4 separate regions of the Homo sapiens genome follow, and all the other regions are linked to region 2. Evidence: chromatin contacts called from ENCODE Hi-C or POLR2A ChIA-PET data. All regions are on one chromosome and are shown on one strand. Each heading gives the region's core, a stretch centred on a gene start or an enhancer-like site at or near the end of the contact. The rest is flanking DNA. Distances are from core to core; before and after follow the strand shown.

Region 1 (3,051 bases), core at 355-2,854, 810 kb after region 2:
CTCCTCTCACTGTGCTCCAAACTCCTTGCTCTTCCTAAAGCATGCCAAGATTGTTCCTGCCTGGGGCCTCTGCACTTGCTGTTCCATACACCTGAAAGTCATTTTCTTTTTCTTTTTTCTTTTTTTTTTTTTTTTTTTTTTTTTGAGACGGAGTCTCGCTGTCGCCCAGGCTGGAGTGCAGTGGCGCAATCTCGGCTCACTGCAGGCTCCGCCCCCTGGGGTTCACGCCATTCTCCTGCCTCAGCCTCCTGAGTAGCTGGGACTACAGGCGCCCGCCACCTCGCCCGGCTAATTTTTTGTATTTTTAGTAGAGACGGGGTTTCACCGTGTTAGCCAGGATGGTCTCGATCTCCTGACCTCGTGATCCGCCCGCCTCGGCCTCCCAAAGTGCTGGGATTACAGGCGTGAGCCACCGCGCCCGGCCCATTTTCTCCCAAGTAATCAGAGTTCACTTCCTCACTTCATTTTAGGCCTTTGTTCAGTGTCATCCTCTTAGAGCCCCTCCTAACCACCCTATATAAAACAGCACCCTACCATATTCCTCCCTCTTCATCTCCTTACCCTGCTGTACTGTTTAGTCTATGGGACATATAACAAGCTGCCATTGCACTATATACTAATTGGTTTCTTTCCCCCACTAGGATATAAGCTCTGTGACAGTGAAGACTTTTGCTCACTTCTCCAGCATCTAGTAGGTGCCACACAAATATCTGACTACATTTAATCAACAATCTCATTTACACCCAAACTATATTAAATAGGTAGTATTGTCATCCTCACTTTACAGTTTGCAGGAAAACTATTGGTGCACAAACCTTAAGTAAAGACCTGAAAACAAACTGAGGGAACAAGAAGTCTGGACTTGATGACTGATCACCAAAACAAGTAAATCAAAGCGAAGTCGTCTGATTAGTATGGAATAAGGGAAACCCAAATCATACGAGAACACCAATTAAAATGTGGGACACGCAGGAAGAAGGCAGACGGAACTGCTGCTGGATAACTGAGTCTTTCCTAATGACAGGACCTTATGTTGCCCTCACAATTACCCCGTGAGATAGGCAAGGCAGGCATTGTATTAGACAATCATTAACAAGCAGGACGCTGACAGCCAGGCTTCGCAGCCAGGAGTGGTGGCCTGTCTGGCTCCGCACTCACGGGTTCGGACAGTTACAGAATTAACACTCAAGCCCTGGGGCTTCCCGCAGCCCCCGGGGGGGTGGGGCTCACTGACTAGCCTCCCGGAAGCGGACCCCAGGAGAACCAGGCAGTTGGTTAATCCAGGAACAGCTCCTGCGCGGGGCGTGGACTGAGCAGTCACTGAGTATTACGCAAATTGCGCGAGCGCACGGGAAAAGCGATTGGTCGGTCAGGAGAGAGAGGTGTGTCCTGGCGGGCCCGCAGCTCCGATTGGCCGACAGGCTGACGGGAACGTTTACGGTCAGCGTGTGTCAGCGACGTGCAACCCGGAAGGGAAGAAGGGGCGTGTCAGGCTGCGCAGGCGGCCAGTCCATTGGCTGGAAGAGACCGGAGCCGGGCTCCGGGCCCGACCAGAGGAGGGCGGTGCTGCAGGGCTGGTCCGGGAGGTGACGACCGGCTTCGGAGAGTCTATCATGGCAGCTCGGACTGGTCATACGGCCTTGAGAAGGGTAGTCTCGGGATGCCGTCCGAAGTCGGCGACAGCGGCCGGGGCGCAGGCGCCCGTGCGGAATGGCAGGTAATCAACAGCGGGGGCGCTGAGACGAGAGTAGTTTTCGATTTTGGCTGCCGAGTTGGGGGACCGGAAGGATTTGGGGGTGAGGCAGAGCCGGACTCGGTGCATTTCCGTGTCTTTAGAGGAGAAGGCTTTTTTTTGCGTTTGGCATCTGAGGGACTCAAGAGCGGCGCGCATCACCTTGGGCCCAAGGCTGTGTTCGTGGCTCGTTTGCCTCGTGAGAGGCGGTGAATCATCGGCGAAGCGACTTTGGAAGCAATTTGGCCATTGGTGCCTTTGGGCTCTTCCGGTCTCCTCCCCTATGGCTTGTTGCTACTGCTGTTGGAAAGTTTTAACTTTGCGCAGAAGGGTTGCCGGCTGCTGGCTGTATGGGAGTTTGTGTTTGGCGGTGAGCCCCCTTCTCCGGTTCCTTCTACCTGCCAGATGGTCAGATGCGTTTTCCCAATTTCTGAAAGAGTGCTTTGCCCTCGCCATTTAGTGTTTACAAAACTAAATACAGCCAGCATAAGGGACTTGGATTTTTTCACTCTGCTGTAACTTACAGGTCCTGTAACCTTGAAGCATAGTCAGCTTTCGATTTTCCTGGTTGGTTCATTTTTTGGTAGGTGGGGGTGGAGATGGAGGTCGGGACACGGATACCATACTTGTACGACTTAGTTTCCTTTTACTAATAACATTGTAATATTCTTGAAAATTAAAGTTAGTGTGTTTAAAATGAATTCAGGTGTACAAAATACGAGGTGGGGAGAGAAAACACAAATCTAGTTGAGCCCCAGGACATTTAGATTAAATGAAGATCCGACCCTACTGGAAACAAGGAAATAATTTTTTTAAAAAAAGATTCAATGAAGAATTTTTAAAAACACCAACAACCTTACCAAATCCAAATCCCTTTAGACAAATGTTGGATGAGACAAACAAAATCATAAAATTACTCCTGCTTTAGGAAATAACCTCAAAAAGTAGTTTCAAGCAGAATAACGCCATCATACTTGAGATCTGTTTGTATTACTCTTATAAAATGTTGTCTTGCAAATAACACTTACTTTTGAGAAAAATACAGTTGCTTTAATGATCAAATTGAGGCTTCAGTTCCAAGATAAATACTGTTTATGATAATGAGGGCGGCAGTTTGCGTTCATTTCCAATGTTAAGCATCAGATTCTGACCTTTATTATACTTAAGTATATGAGAGAGTGGTACTGGAAGACGAGTGACAAAAAAGCTGTTCTCCATGTGGTCCAGTTGTCCAGTATTCATTTCATGGTTTAACTGTATATATGAATGTGTGTATCTTCATATCGTAGTTTAAGACATAGTATTCCTGGCAGTGCATG
Region 2 (3,061 bases), core at 423-2,922:
GTAAAGGAACTAGAAAGTTAAAGGAACAGCCAAAACAAATTTGAAAAAGGACAAAGTTGGAGGACTATACTCCCTGATTTCAAGTTTATTGAAGACTTCAGGTCCTTTTCTCTAACTCTGTAATTGCTTAAGTTCTTATACGGTTTGCCAGACAGTGAATAAGGGAAAACAAATGAAAAACACGAATTTAATCAGTTTGGTTCCCTGACTGCTGCTTAATATGGAGATTTGAGGAGAAGGTGAAAACTCTCATTACACAAAAACACGTGGATACATGTATCACTCATCTCTTAATTCCACTGATAAACCAGAGGTCATTGCAAGATAAAACATACATAATGAAAATAATTGGCTGTTTGCACTGACGCTTTAAAATACATTTTCATTTCCTATTAAAAGCTTTATTTGGTCCCTTTCTCTGAATAATGTATGCAGTGCTCATTTCTCTTCACCGGATCGGCTCAAAGCTTGATGAATATGGCTGTGGTTTGATGGGCAGTCTCTGCATCTCACATTGAGGCTCCGCTATGAAAAGAATTAGAATAGCAAGATCAATTGTCAGGCTAAGTAAATGAGCTCTCATCTCGGATCTGATTGCTTATATGAGAGGGCTGAAGTGATTCTTGGCTGCACTCTCAGGGAGAAGAGAGAAATGCATTTTAATTGCCCTGGCAGGGATAACAGGTGTTCTGTCCAGCTACCAAAACGCAAAGCCGCGTCTTTGCACTATAGAAGGCTTTCCCTTAAGTGAGAATACATATTCTTAAAGCAAAACAACTCAGAAACGCTGGTGTGGTGATGCACGCCTGTAATCCCAGGACTTTGGGAGGCCGAGGTGGGCGGATGGCTCGAGCCCAAAGAGACCAGCCTGAGCAATATGGTGATGACCCCGCCTCCACGAAAAAATACAAAAATTAGCCAGACGTGGTGGCGCGCGCCTGTGGTCCCAGATACTGGGGAGGCTGAGATGGGAGGATCGCTTGAGCTCGGGAGGTCGAGGCTGCAGTGAGTCGAGATCGCACCACCGTAATCCACCCTTGGCGACAGAGGAAGACCCTATCTCAAAAAAGCAAACCACCAAAAAAACCAGGGACAGCTCAATGCTCTTTTCCGTTTCATAGCTACTTACACTCAGATTTACAAATACCTATTAACTTGTAGACAGGGCAAGAAATAATTTATGCTGAAGAGACGAAAGACCTGAAAACAGATTTCTGTGTTTTACTCTCCATGTGGCCATCATGGACGAGGACGAAGAGGGACTTGATTTTTCCTTTAACGAGAAGAATGTTTAAGCTCTGAATTTTTAACCAATTTTTATGCTCGTTACTCTGCTGTAGGGTATGTATTTACCAAGATTAGCAGAACACCGCGAGTTCACCAGGCGGAGACAAGTCACTGTGAAGTGGGCAGCACAGGACCCCCCGGAGGGCAGGCGCCGGAAACTACATATCCCGGCGTGCCCCGCTCGCGAGCACAGTGGAGCCTGCCGCCATTCGGTTCACGGCGCTACGCATTCCCTGAGCGCCGCCGGATGCCGGCCTGGGTCCCGCCCAGGGCTGAGGGCCCTCCTGGGCCGGGAAAACTACAGTTCCCGACATGCCCTGCCACGGGTGCGCCTGCGTACCGGAGCTACTGCGCCGGGGAGCGGGTTGGTTTAAAATGCTGTGTTAGTTCCACGGAAACCCGCTCGCCTGCTGCAGTACGGAGCCTCAGGCGGACAGATGGACTGTAAGGTGAGGCTGCCGGGCCCCGGGCTGGTGAGGGGTGGTCGGAGGCTCGCGAGGCTTCGGCTCAGATAAGGACAGTCACCACTCCCTGGCGCCCTCTCCCTGTCCTGACGGAGTCCAGTCTCACTCCCTGGACCTCAGGGCCCTGATTTAAGGCGCTTTGGCGTTGGCTGCCGGTGAAAGCCATTTAGGAGCGAAGTTTGCATTGGCCTGGCTCCAGCTGAGGGATGGGAGATAGCCACCGAAGCCTCCAGATAAGCCCAATACCACCTTTATTTATGTGTTAAGTTGGAGTTTAATAGGTTCCTGGGAAGGCTATTTCGGCGTTAATGTTTGATTTTTGCCACCAGTTAATCCTCCCTGGCTTGCTTACCAGAATATAGGTGTCAGGAATTTGCACTTGTTCTTTACGGTTTCCGCAGTACCTGGCGCTCTTGCTAGAACGGAATAGACATTCGTTAAATTCCTGTCGAAGTATTCTCCTGTTTATTTACCACCTATAATTTCCCAGGCACTGTATTAGGCTCTAAAGATAGAAAAATGTCTATTTTTAACCCCACTTTAGAGAAGTTCGTATTAGTCCGTCTTAAATGCCCCCCAACACATGCTTCTAATTTGTTAATCTTGGCGTGCTCAGGACTAGGTCCTTTAATCCTTTGTGTTCTCTGTTATCCCGCCTTATGGTTTTCTTGAGCTCTTCAGAAATTAGTCTCCAGTCCACACCTCACCCCCAAACTTCAGATCCACAAATTCAATAATGTATTTGGTATCTTTCATGTTTTAAATTTGACATTTTAAAAACTACTCTTTATCTTTTCCACAAAACGGATTCTTCCTTAATAAGTTTGCATTGTCTCAGTGATAGCACCATCCAGGCCAAAAACCCTGTAGTAATCTTGGCTTCTTCCTTTCCCTCATATCTCATATCTAATGCATCAGCAAAAGCTATCTTTCAAGTATATCTAACCACTAACCACTTCTTACAGTAGGAATACCGCTGCTGTCACCTTGGTTCTGGCCAGCAGCATCTCTACTTCTGCTTTTGTTCTTCCACCATTTGGAGTGGGAGGGAGTCAAAATGATCCAGTTAAAAGGAAAGTTGGATAGCATTCCTCAGCTATAGACCTCCAGTGACTCTGAGAATCACTGACAGCAAAAGCCAGACTTCTACAATGGCCTTCAAGGCTCTGTGTATTCTGTTTTTTGTTTTTTTGAAACGGAGTCTCGCTCTGTCGCCCAGGCTGGAGTGCAGCAGTCTCAGCTCACTGCAAGCTCCGCCTCCTGGGTTCACACCATTCTCCTGCCTCAGCCATCCGAGTAGCTGAAACTAC
Region 3 (3,057 bases), core at 92-2,591, 800 kb after region 2:
TCAAAGCCATTCACATTCTGGTCCTAATCCAACCTTTCCAGATTCATTTATTTCTTCTCTACTTGCACCCTCTGTTCCTGCTACAGTGGACTACTACTCAAACACACCTTTCACGATTCAATACCTTGTTACAAGATGTTCTCAGGCTCAGATGTCCTTCCCGATTTAAAACTGACTGATCCTTTTAAAACACGGTCATGTAACCTCCTCAGTGAAACAACCCTAAACATAATCATTCCGTTACCCAGGTTCCCAGAACATGCTGCTTTTTCTTCTACTTAAGCATGCATCTGGCCTCATGAGAGAATGAGAACATACACATCTGTTTCTCCTATCAGACTGTAAAATTTTGGATGGCCTCAGTCTCTTACCTCTCACAGACTAATACCGAGCCAAATACCCAGAAAGAACATATGAAACAAAAGTGACTTAGAAGTCTCGTTCTCAGTGAAAATCTCGGATTCCAAGTCAGAAATCAAAGAATGCAGTTCCAACTTCTCATGCCTCGTCTTTTCTGAAAAGTGATCCCATTTTCTGTCATCTCTGGATACTTCCTAATGAACTCCAGTCTATTCCCAACGTTTTCCTAATTTGCACACTCTGTATTCCATAAAACGATCAACTAGCTTGAAAGCTTCGGCCATTAATGAAAGTAATTTATGTTTTCCTCTTCCATCTGCTCCTCCAATAACCAGTCTCCAAAGAAAAAGATCAATATTATACTAAAAGTGACTAAGGGAGGGAAAACAACTACCAGATTTTATCCCCAAATCGTTTCGTGCAAGAAAAATAAACAAGTAACTGACGCTTGAAGACACACAAGGGTAGGAGTAACGGAATCTCGGTTTAACCAAATTCGATTCAGTCTGCCGGAAAAGCGGCTGCCGTATTTCAGTGCTTTTCTGACCCTCTTCTGCACAAACTATGGGGACGACAGTGTCGAGAGGCGAGTGAGACCTTCTCCCCACGCCCGCTTCCCCGATCCCTTGCCCACGAATCCTACTGAGGAAGCCGCTTAAACGAGGCCCTCTGGTCAGAGAAGAGAAGCTACTCTGAAGTAGCAGGTCCCAAACACTGAACAAAGCGCCTGTCGGGGGTGTAAGAGGAGGACGCCATTACGCGGGGCAGTGGCCTGCGCCGCTGGCGCGGAGGAGACGACCCTTGGCCCCGAAACGCGGGCTCAGCTCCTACGAAAGAAACCATAGAAAAAGGCAGAATCCTAGGAAAAAAGGCTTTTATTAGGCTAGCAACGAAGAAAACACGTAAGCAGGGAAAGACCGCTTACCTTCGTGAGTCTTGGCGATCTTCGCCATTTTGTCCACTCGAACACACAGACGGAACTGGCGCTCCCAAGAACTTCCGCTCGTCGCCGCCGCCACGGAGAAAAATAGCTGGGGGCTGCACTCTGCGCGTGCGCCAAACGGGAGCGCGCTCCGTCGGGTGACACGTGACAGAACTGCCACCTAGAGGGAACCGCGAGGTGCATTGTGGGTGGGGGAGGAGACACGGTTGGGCCCTGAAGTCGCCTGCGTGGTGACCCAGGAAATCCCCGAGCCGAGCCGTAAGGTCCTTAAGTGAGTAACTTTGCCCTGGAGGAAAGTGGATTCTACGAAGGGAGTTAAGAACAGACACTGAGTCCCAGCAACTCTGGAGGCTGAGGCGGGAGCATCGCTTGAGCCCAGGAGTTCGAGGCAGCCGTGAGCCGTAATCGTGTCGCGCCACTGTACTCAAGCCTCCAGACCGGGCGACAGAGCAAGACCCCGAGACCCCTCCCATTAAAAAAAAATGAACACTGTACGAAACGCTGCGGTTTCAGAGCTGGAAGAGACCTCAGACATTCAATCCCTTTTCCCAAAATTCACTGGAAGAGCTCGAGGAAAACTTTCCCTTGCAGCTGTCTCAGTCTTTACAGTGCTTAGTTACGAAGACAGTCTTAACAGTCCCATCTTTCGCCCTGTAATTCAAGGTCATTTTTCATTCTTTCTGTTTAATAATTGCAAATAATTTGGGTAGGAATTTCGTTGAGCCTCACAAATCGTTGCTGAGTTGCACAGTGACAATCTTGCCACCCTTTTAAAGCCTTTTACTTTATGGGTTCCTAGAAAACCACTCATCGTCATTATTAACATTCATTAGATGTTTCTCTTAAATCCTAGACGGTATTCCTAAATCAGGAATTTTAATAGATCAGAATACGGCAGTCTGTTTTCCTGGGCATCAATTATAATATAACCTTGTACTGTCACACTGGTCTTTGACTTCGACGATGAAAAAGAAAGAAAGGCTCAGAAAGATGGGTCCCGGAAGCAGCCGAGGAAAACAGGTAGTTATCAAGGTTAGAGCCATCACAAAGAGAGGAGTACCTCGCTATGTGATAAACCTGCAACCCAAATACTAACCATACCATGGGTCAGTATGGTCGTTTGAAGGGAGGGAAATGGTATGGGTGTATTCCTCTTGCAGGAAGACCCCATATCTACTTTGGGTAAAGTGAGGAGCCATTTTCCTGAGGCTAGCGGTAGGTGGGAGATATATGGACAATGGCACTGGACTGAGAGCTTAGATAACCTGTCCCTGGTGACTCCTGACCTGCAGCCTTGCTCCCTCTTTCCCTCTCACCAGACTCCCTCCCTTCTTCAGATCAGGTGACACAAACGATTTTTTTTCTGTTTTTTTGACACACAGTCTTGGTTTGTTGCCCAAGCTGGAGGGCAGTGGTGCGATCACAGCTGACCCTAACTTCGACCTTAAGGTTCAAGAGACTCTCCTGCCTCAGTCTCCAGAGTAGCTAGTACCACCAACATGGGCCACCATACCCAGCTAATTTTTATTTTTTGTAGAATGAGATCTTACTATATTCCCCAGGCTGGTCTCAAACTCTTGGCCTCAAGCAGTCCTCCTGCCTCAGACTCCTAAAGTGCTGGGATTATAGGCGTGAGCCACCACAGATTTTTATTAGCATCAGTAAAGGAATAAATTTGATAAATTAAAATTTTTGGCCAGGCGTGGTGGCTCATGCCTGTAATCCCAGCACTTTGGGAGGCTGAGGCAGGCGGA
Region 4 (2,988 bases), core at 321-2,820, 540 kb before region 2:
TGTACTCAAATTACCTCTCTATTAAAATCTGGGGTTTTCACGATAACCTCCACCATGGGGACTTGATTCTCATTCCATCCCAATGAAAAGCCAGGACAGCACTGGTTGGTGTGAGATTCATGAGGTGAGTTCCAAACTCCAGAGACTCATTCCTTTTGTGCAGCTTCCAGTATCAATAACACAGGATAGGACTTCATTTCCCAGGCATATAAGTGACTCACACTAAACTAGACAAATTCGATAACCTCTCACTTTCATTTAGAGAAATGATCATAAAGCTGCCAGTGGGGCACCATGTGATTTTCAAGGCGGGCAGCACAATTGCAAAACAATACTTGCAGGAATCATAGAGGAAGAGAACAATTGTTTCCAGCACCTCCCTTATCTCACTATATGGACAGACAGTGCATAGAGGGACATTCTCAGATGCCACAGCACTTGAGTGTTTTGGTAAAGTCCTGATGGAGACCAGGGAAAGCGGCAAGAGAGTGAGGTGTGCAGCACACAGCACAGTCACTGCTCCACAGCACCAGAGATCTGGAGGCACACGTGGAACCAAATGGGCCAAAAAAAAAAAAAAAAAAAAAAAAGGAATTCATAGTCCTCAGGCCAAGAATTCTCCATTTAACCTCATTCTTGACTCTGCCAACCCACGCGATCATTTATTAGGAGTTAACAGAAACCTTTAGGGAGAGATTTGTTAAGGGTTACAGAATCAGAGCAAGGGAGGAGGAATACGTTTCTAGTGTTCTATACCACTGTAGGACTACTACAGTTAACAATATGTAGTTTCAAATAGCTAGAAGGAAGGATATTGAATGTTCCCAACACAAAGAAATGATAAATGTTTGAGATAATGGATATGCTAATTACCCTGATCTAATCATCATACATTATATGTATCAAAACATCCTTACATACCCCATGAATATGTACAATTATTATGTGTAAATTAAGAAAGAAAGAAATCTCTTGGACTCCATGTAATGTATTTACGCACAGAACACATTCTGGCTCAAACTAGGAGGTGGAGGTCTCCAACTGTACAAAGGGCACTATTGCACTTACTAGGGGTAAGGATTAGAGCTTTCGATCTACACAGGAAAAGTAGAAATGGCAGTCAAGAGCCACAGTGATGCAAGCTGAAGTCAAACCAAGAGGTGTTCCCTGCCACTTGTCTCTTATTTTGAACATGCCAACTAATTGCAGCCCACCCATCCATCCTTCCTTGTGCCAGAGGTGAGGGCTAAGCCATTGCTGCAGAAGTCCTCTTCAGCAGATAGCTGTTTATCTGGTCCTTGATTAATGGTAAGGGGGCTGCTCCTAGCTTTGTTTGGATGTTCAGACAGCAAGAGAGGACACTTGGTTTCAATATGTATATCTATTTGATTCAACCTCCAGCTAAACAATCCTGTTTTCCCTAAGAAATGAACATGGAAATGGTCAAATGTCCACAGGAACATTGGTACAGGAGGAGTATGTTCAATAATCACAAGATATGAGTCAGATGTTCAGAGTGTGATTTTGATATGAACCTTTATTGTGGGAGAGGGAGGGAGGGTTGAGCTATCTGAGAATCAGTTCTGGCTCAGTCCCTTGAGCCTGCTTGGGTGCGAAGGTTTCAGTTCTGTGTCAGTGACTCAGCTCTACTCTGTTCAGGGAAGATAAATTAGGTGCCACGTGCTTTACTCTTAGTGAAATAGGTTATTTTGGGGGAAATATGTGGAAAGTTACTTTTTAAGAAATTCCAGTGAATATGAAGGGCTCCTATCTGAAAAGATGCACATTTGGCTTGTTGTGAGAATTTTTTCCTTCCTTATGAAAAACATCTTGTCTTCAAATTTGTCTGGAACTGTTTACTACATTGCCCTTTTGAGTTGCACCAATAAGAAGGGAGTCAAACACCATTTCCAATAATACTCTGCTCAGTCATAGTGACAGTATGCCCCTGCCTCCCACGCTGCCACACCAGTCCCAGCCGAGGAGCACCTGTGAAGTCTGTTCTGCATCACAGCAGTAAGCAGTCACAGGGCCTATTAGTTATGCACAGCAGGAGAGACCTTGGGGTCAGTGTTAGAGTTATGTTTTTCATACGCATGCAAGACAGCTTACATTCTGCACTCTGGTGGCGTGCAGATGTCCTGGAGAGTAAGGCTCCTTTGGTTCCCTCACTTTTCCTTTTGCTAATAGACCCCAGGCTTTGTTCAGGGATCAGGCAACAATATGCTCATGGTAGTTAGGCTCAGTCTCAGAGAGGAGTCATGGATCATCCATTCCCCTTTGCCTGTGAATGGCGTAGGGATCATGCCAAAAAAAGAAACACTGCTTAGGGGTTTGGAAAAAGTATTTTCTTCCTAGTAAAAGAAATCTTGGTATGACTGAGCTGCTAAATCAATCCACCCTGCAACCCTAATTTTGGACTTCTTGTTTGGAGAGATAATAAATTCTTTATTGTTTAAACCCCATTGGATATAGTGAAAATTTCACCAAAAAGCATCCTAACTGGTCCTCACGGGTAGGAACCTGAATTTATTTCAACTTCTGGAAGACTGTTATGAGCCACAGACTGTCAACTCCTATACAAGCTGAGAAAATAAGCATTCATGGTAAACTGGGGTTATTGAGGAAATTGCAGTTGAATTTGCTCACCTGTAAAATGGGAATATCAGTAGTAACAATTTCAAAGTCTCATCCTGATGATTAATTTAACCCAGGCAAAGCTCTTAAAGCAGTGCCTGGCACATAGAAAAGACACAATTTAATTATCAAGTGTTGTTATAGAGATGAGGAGGCAAGAAGGATTGATCACTTGGGGCTAAATTAGGGATACCAACTAGGAACAAAGATACTCACTTGCAAAGAGAAAGATGATGGCAGACACTCTGGCATGGCTGGCTAGTAGTAAAGTAATATAGAGGAGATCATAATTACAGTTTACCAAGCCCTCTTCATCATGTTCATTCCCTTTGCATGAACACAATTTCCTCA

Evidence for each region. A loop is a pair of places that touch in the nucleus more often than their neighbours do. ChIA-PET counts read pairs that join two places held with the same protein, here RNA polymerase II (POLR2A). Pooled maps may share reads with other maps.
Region 1: a map of CD8-positive, alpha-beta T cell shows a loop between it and region 2 (9-fold over the local background). The contact joins the promoter of COQ10B here to the promoter of CCDC150 in region 2. A Hi-C loop is called at or near these places in 4 of 168 maps with a recorded cell type or tissue (CD8-positive, alpha-beta T cell, ascending aorta and naive thymus-derived CD4-positive, alpha-beta T cell), 3 of 37 single-sample maps with no recorded cell type and 13 of 50 pooled maps. POLR2A ChIA-PET finds 5 or more read pairs at or near these places in 1 of 52 experiments (PC-3).
Region 3: a loop to region 2 is called in a map of B cell, with 11 times the contacts of the local background. The contact joins the promoter of SF3B1 here to the promoter of CCDC150 in region 2. A Hi-C loop is called at or near these places in 5 of 168 maps with a recorded cell type or tissue (B cell, CD4-positive, alpha-beta memory T cell, CD8-positive, alpha-beta T cell and 1 more), 1 of 37 single-sample maps with no recorded cell type and 15 of 50 pooled maps.
Region 4: a loop to region 2 is called in a pooled map, with 3 times the contacts of the local background. The contact joins the enhancer-like site here to the promoter of CCDC150 in region 2. A Hi-C loop is called at or near these places in 2 of 37 single-sample maps with no recorded cell type and 4 of 50 pooled maps.

The regions. Positions count from the first base shown.
Region 1 is chr2:197,451,948-197,454,998 of GRCh38, forward strand. It overlaps COQ10B (coenzyme Q10B), which reads left to right and starts at 1,605. Exons shown (of 5, transcript NM_025147.5): 1 at 1,605-1,717. The coding sequence starts at 1,614. RefSeq lists enhancers at 1,008-1,057, 1,138-1,207, 1,267-1,883, 1,328-1,807, 1,828-1,877 and 1 more.
Region 2 is chr2:196,638,043-196,641,103 of GRCh38, forward strand. CCDC150 (coiled-coil domain containing 150) reads left to right here and starts at 1,673. Exons shown (of 28, transcript NM_001080539.2): 1 at 1,673-1,736. The coding sequence starts at 1,725. It overlaps LOC105373823 (a long non-coding RNA gene), which reads right to left and starts at 1,643. Exons shown (of 2, transcript XR_923747.3): 1 at 1,354-1,643; 2 at 386-525. RefSeq lists enhancers at 1,185-1,404, 1,425-1,474, 1,459-1,996, 1,997-2,534.
Region 3 is chr2:197,433,687-197,436,743 of GRCh38, forward strand. SF3B1 (splicing factor 3b subunit 1) reads right to left here and starts at 1,342. Exons shown (of 25, transcript NM_012433.4): 1 at 1,286-1,342. The coding sequence starts at 1,313. RefSeq lists enhancers at 679-1,225, 970-2,169, 1,411-1,720, 1,741-1,790.
Region 4 is chr2:196,099,826-196,102,813 of GRCh38, forward strand. No RefSeq gene overlaps it. Among named protein-coding and RNA genes, the nearest start is that of DNAH7, 32 kb to the left of the region's middle. RefSeq lists enhancers at 1,138-1,227, 1,248-1,397, 1,668-1,767. Within about 2 kb of position 1,571, at least 5 of the 41 ENCODE cell types and tissues checked have a DNase peak (open chromatin) inside an H3K27ac peak, as active enhancers do.